Linked DNA regions of Homo sapiens: region 1 is linked to region 2. The links are chromatin loops, found by intact Hi-C in ENCODE. Cell type or tissue: IMR-90. All regions are shown on one strand. Links, peaks and the distances in the headings refer to the core of each region. The heading gives the core; the rest is flanking DNA.

Region 1 (2,917 bases), core at 161-2,660, 260 kb after region 2:
AAATTGTTTGCATATTCAGGAAGGTAAAGGAAGACAATGGGTGTTAAAGAAAAAATGAGGAGGATTACATAATTGTTTTGAAATAATTATCCTTGCCTATAAGGATCCATAACAAGGGTGGTGGCAGCCCGAGGTTGGACAAGTAGTTGCTGGGCAGATGTCCTCAGAGAAGTATTTTTGTGTGTGTGTAAGGTTGCAGTGGCCTTTGTGCAGAGTTGTGGTTTTTGCAGAGTCTTCTGTGACAGTTTTGCTATTATGTATACAAGCATGAGAACCCTCCCTTCACAGCCTTCCCTGGCTCTATTTGTCAGGGTTTTTTTATTTTTTTGTTTTTTTTAAAAAAAACAAAAAAACAGTGACTCCATTTTGATTCTGACAACTTTCATTGTCAGAACTGAATTGTTTCTTTATCTGTAAGGTCTGTTCTCCATCTCTTTTTCTCCCCTTATAATTTATCAAATAAAACTTTTTTATACTTTTGCATTTTCTATGTTTGGAGTTTACTGATTCCATCCCCTTGCTGGAGTTGAACATGTTTTTCTATTTTCTATAAATTGATAATTAGAGCTATAGGTGTGATCAGATTCAGGTTATTTCCCACCAATCCCCATCCCTGTTCTTTTTTTGCTGCTGCTGCTGCAAGAATCGTTCATAATATGTATACTTCTAATAAGAGACACTCACTCCCTAATTTCCTTCCTTGTCATCCTAGTTTGTTTCCTTTTCTTTCTTCCCTTCCTTCCCCTCCCATCTCTTTTTTTCATCTTCCTCTTTCCCTCCCTTCCTCCCTTCCTTCCATTTTTCCTTCCTTCCTTCTGACCGTCCATCTGTTGTTCCTTCCTCCTTCCCTCCTTCCTTCCAAGAGCCAATGCTTCCTTGCTGCCTTGTCATCCTACATGTGGCTAAACAAGACAGATGATTTCTTAAATTTATCGTCCCTCTCTCCCAAATTTGCAAGAGTTTGGGATCCTCTTAAGTTTTAAGACATCCCCAAGAAAATTCCTCACTTGTTTTCTCCATTTTATACCCTGGCACTTGAAGTTTTCTTCCTATAGTCTGAAGACTTCTTAAAATGTAGAGCCTGATCTTGTTCTCCATTCTATTCCTAGTGCCTAAGATAGTGCCAAGCACACAGTAGGCATTTACTGTAATATTTGAGCTGCATCAACTGTGTCAGTTAGATCCTGGCATACTGAATGGAATAATTGAGATTATAATGGACTATTTCAAAGGTATATGTGCAGGGTTAAGAGAAACCAACAAGAAATGATAAGATGCTAAACTAGTAACAGAGCCAGCTGGTACTCCAAGGTACCAGGACAAGAGAAGGAACAAACCTAGAGGGCTCTAGGAGTGGATAACATTCCTGGAGCTGTAGCCTTGGGTGCAGGAACACTACAACCACTGCCACCCTGTGGCTCAGCAGGAAAAAGATGAGGAAATACATACACTAACCTTATTTTCTCCTACCCTCCTATCTGCTGATACCTCTTAATTCCTGAACTTACCTAGAAGCCAGTCTATAAAAGTCAGCCTCCCAGAATTCAGGAAAAAGTGAGGGGTGGAGAATGGATCTGGAGAAGCAGATGTAGAAACTGTAGTACAATGGACAAAACCTTCCCTGGAGTATAGCAGTTATTAGTTTCCCAGGAGGCTAAAACTTTGTTTCGTTGGGCTTGGACAGTGATTAAGGGATGCAGGAGCAGGGAAAAAAGAATTTGGCCTGAATATATTAAAGCAGCAGTCCATAAATCCCCTCCACTCAAATCTTTCTACAGCTACTTAGTGCCCTTCAGTTACTTTTATACAATTTCAAGTCTGCCTTTAGTGTTAATTTTAACCTGATTTAACCTATATTCCAGGAAGTGGTAAGCAATATTCAGTTGATCTGTGCCAGACCCAGCCTTTTAATTAAGAGATTATTCTGGCTGGGTGTGGTGGCTCACACCTGTAATCCCAACACTTTGGGAGACTGAGGCGGGTGGATCACGAGGTCGGGAGATCCAGACCATCCTAGCTAACACGGTGAAACCCCGTCTCTACTAAAAAAAAAAAAAAATACAAAAAAATTAGCCAGGCGTGGTGGCACGTGCCTGTAGTCCCAGCTACTCGGAAGGCTGAGGCAGGAGAATGGCATGAACCCGGGAGGCAGAGGTTGCCGTGAGCCAAGATCGTGCCACTGCACTCCAGCCTGGTGACAGAATGAGACTCTTTATAAAAAAAAAAAAAAAAAAAAAATTATTCTGACACTATGACATCAACCAGAACCAGACTTAAGTATAAATGTCTATCTTGTTTTGAAAGTCTGAAAAAGGTCTCGTTTTTCTTGGTTTCAACTGACTTGATAATTGATTCTCAGACATATAGAATGTACATCTAGGGGATATTTGATGCTGGTTAATCTAGAGGCTTTAAGTACTGGATTATGTATCCAGCCAATTAAATATGTAGTTCTGAACCAAGGATGCTTATCAAAAATCACCTGTGGATTATACCCACTAGAACGACTATAATTTTAAAAAGACAAATAATAAGTTTTAATGAGGATGTGGAAAACCTGGAACCCTCATACACTGCTGGTAGGAGTGTAAAATAGTGTCGCTACTGTGAAAAACAGTCTGACAATTCCTCAAATGGCTAAATACAGAGTTATTGCATAACTCAGCATCTGCATTCCTAGGAATATAACCAAGAAAAATGAAAGCATATATTCATACAAAAACTTATATGCAAATGTTCATAGGAGTATTATTCATAACAGCCAAAAAGCAGAAACAACCCAAATGTCTGTCAATTGATGAATGGAAAAATAAAATGTAGTATAATCATACAATGGAATAAAAGGAATTTGATTAAAAAGAAATTAAATGAAATACTGGTATATGTTACAACATGGATGAATCTTGAAAAAAGTGGA
Region 2 (2,917 bases), core at 245-2,744:
AATTATGGAATAGGTTGTGTTGGAGAAGTTGAAGGTGGAAACTGGAATGGGCAAGAGTAGGCAGTGATAGGGACGGTACTTAGAACGTTGGAGAAGTAAGGGAAAGGAGAGGAATGAGTGAGCCAACCACGTTCCATCTCTCTTGCCCTTAGAACCATACAAAACAAAACAAAATAAATTGGACAATGTGTGGCTTTTTCACACCAGTATTTTAGGAGGCTCTTGCATTGAATTAGGAAGACTTATTGGGTTTCTCACCTTATTTGACCCCACCCCTAACCGCAGGTTGGACTTAATGTTATCCCATAGAGCTTTTATTGCTCTGTAGTAGGGCCACTGAGCTCTGTGACCCCAGGGGTGTACCATGCCACAGAGAACATTATGCTTTCAAGACCCTGGGGAACAACAATGTCTGTAAATTTAGGGAACGTATATGGGATATTGGAAGATGAGGAAAGAAGGCATTAGGAATAAAAGAAAAAGTGAATGGATTTCTGAGGAGACTGGTGGTCAAGAAAATATAAACACTGCTTTTAGTTCAAAGATTAATCTTCCTTAGGCAATGCTGAGTTCTGCCCTGAAAGAGTACTAATATTTGTTGTAAATATTTTAATCCTCAGTATTTTTCCTTTATGACTTAGGGCTTGATTATGCCTAACTCAATAGAAGTGCTTCTTGCTTAATTAAATGGATTATCAAAATAACAATAATTTCAAAGCCCTAAATTCTATGGGAAAATGTAGCTAGAAAATTGGAGGGAGACTAGAAATTAAGAAAAAAATTTTCATAAAAGCTTTGAATAGATGGAAGAATTGCACATATTCTCTCTTTTGAGAACGCAAGGAATGTTTTATCTTTTTGTGCAATTCTAGGAATAGTAGCAACAGCCAGTACCCCTGCATGATAAATTTCAATTTCTCAGATCATGAAACTCAGTAGGGTTCCCTAGTCTCAACTTTAATGTTCTGAGTTCTAACTTTTAAGAATTATATAAAAAGTATTATCCTTTTGAGTTTCATTGGTTTTCTATAGCTTTTTGAAATAATGAGCTCCCTTTACACCCATACCATGTGAACAAAGTTGTCCCAAAATGGCTGCCATGATACTCTTAATGCTTTCTGTCCCAATTTCCCCACCTTATCTACCTGTTTCCCTATGTGAAGAAAAAAATATCAGCTATAGCCTGGACTCAGGCTATAGATGAACCCAGGCAAAGATCTGCAAAGATGGATGCAAAGCAATTGTCACCACTGATCATATGGCTGTTCTTTGCATTTTACCTAACTTTGGTCATCTCCATTTACTTGTCCCTTTACAAGTGCACAAGCACTCTCAGAGAAAAGAAGGTTGTGGTGTTTGCTATCCCTGAAATGGGCCTGGCTTTGCCCACCACACACTTCAGAGATCACTTCTGCTTTGTCTCTCTGCCTGCAACTTAGATAGCTACCACCAAGTTGGTGGTTACTCCTTGGTAAGGCCTTTAAGCTCTTTTATAGACATGGAAAATTGCTTAGCTGAATATTGTGAAGATATTTTCTAAATGCTGAAGTATTTATAGCTTTAGATATATTTAATTAATAATTACTTATGGTTTCATATTAAGAGAAAACACTGGAGCAAAATTTAAAGAAATAGCACCACCTAGGGACAAGTTAATGCCAACTCCACAATTTCTGCCTTCTCTCGCCTTAGTTATTTTGAAGTGTCATCACTTTTTAATTGGAAGGGGGTGTTTTAAATCCTTATTCCAAAGTAGTTCCCAGGTGTTTCAGTCCTTGGAACTGTGTGCAGTCCCGACAACTAAGGCCTAGCTCTGGAATCAGATAACTTTTAGGAGCTCTCCTTCCCAGTATGTCTCATGGTCAGCGATGGTTTTGTATCTCATTCTCTTGATTGCTCCAGTTTTTCCTCTAAAAGTATTATCAAGCTTCAGCTCTCCTTTCTCAGTCTGTTCTGATTCAGATTATACTCATAGAAGATGGAGAAAAGATCCTATTATTTCTTTTCTTCCCACATCTACCTGAGAATATTGAATTATAATGATACATGTTTTTTTTTTTCAATTAAGATGAACTTACCGTTCTAATTAACTTTTTTTTCTTGGCACAGACTATGTGTAATTCCTTTTTTATTTCTAAGGAATAGACTTATAGAATATAATAAAATGCTTGTGTTAAAACCTTGGTTTTATAACCTATTTTAGCCCACAGTCCAAAGCAGGGGTTAAAAATGGGACCCTCTTACCCCAATTCTGTAGTTCAGGGTTAAGGTACAGAATTCATATTTCTTTTTCTTTCTTTCTTTTTTTTTCTTTTCTTTTTTTCTTTTTTTTTTTTTTTGAGACGGAGTCTCGCTCTGTCGCCCAGGCTGGAGTGCAGTGGCACGATTTCGGCTCACTGCAAACTCCGCCTCCCGGGTTCACGCCATTCTCCTGCCTCAGCCTCCCAAGCAGCTAGGACTACAGGCCCCGCCACCACACCTGGCTAATTTTTTGTATTTTTAGTAGAGACGGGGTTTCACCGTGCTAGCCAAGATGGGCTCTATCTCCTGACCTCTTGATCCTCCCGCCTCGGCCTCCCAAAGTGCTGGGATTACAGGCGTGAGCCACTGCGCCTGGCCCAGAATTCATATTTCTAACAAGAATCCTGGGTGATTCAGACGTGGGCAGTCCTTGGTCCACTCTAAGAAATACTTACCTAAATTATTATTTGTTTTCCAAGATGGAGTTTTTAAAACAGTCATTTTAAAATACAGGCATTTGGATTTCATCACAAAATGAACATGCATTTTTAAAACCTCGTATTTTAATCTCAGACTTAGAGAAATTTTTCCTCTGAGACTTATAAAAATAAGTGTTACATAGATTTTTTTGATAACAATACTTGGATGAAAATACATTCTCTCTATTGGGGATACT

The links. Hi-C counts contacts between places; a loop is a spot of excess contacts. Peaks named below come from ENCODE experiments on the same cell type or tissue, not always from the same donor. Only the 100,000 strongest peaks of a DNase experiment are listed, where the experiment ranks them.
Region 1: it touches region 2 in a loop (2.2-fold over the local background); 5 of 110 quality-filtered maps call a loop at or near these places.

What each region holds. Positions count from the first base shown.
Region 1 is chr2:196,848,583-196,851,499 of GRCh38, reverse strand. The region is part of intron 20 of PGAP1 (post-GPI attachment to proteins inositol deacylase 1); the gene reads left to right. Among named protein-coding and RNA genes, the nearest start is that of C2orf66, 41 kb to the right of the region's middle. In IMR-90, for the core only: a CTCF peak has its summit at 1,429 (motif pointing left); no DNase peak of the experiment used is centred there.
Region 2 is chr2:197,112,130-197,115,046 of GRCh38, reverse strand. The region is part of intron 8 of ANKRD44 (ankyrin repeat domain 44); the gene reads left to right. Among named protein-coding and RNA genes, the nearest start is that of ANKRD44-AS1, 84 kb to the left of the region's middle. In IMR-90, for the core only: a CTCF peak has its summit at 1,641; no DNase peak of the experiment used is centred there.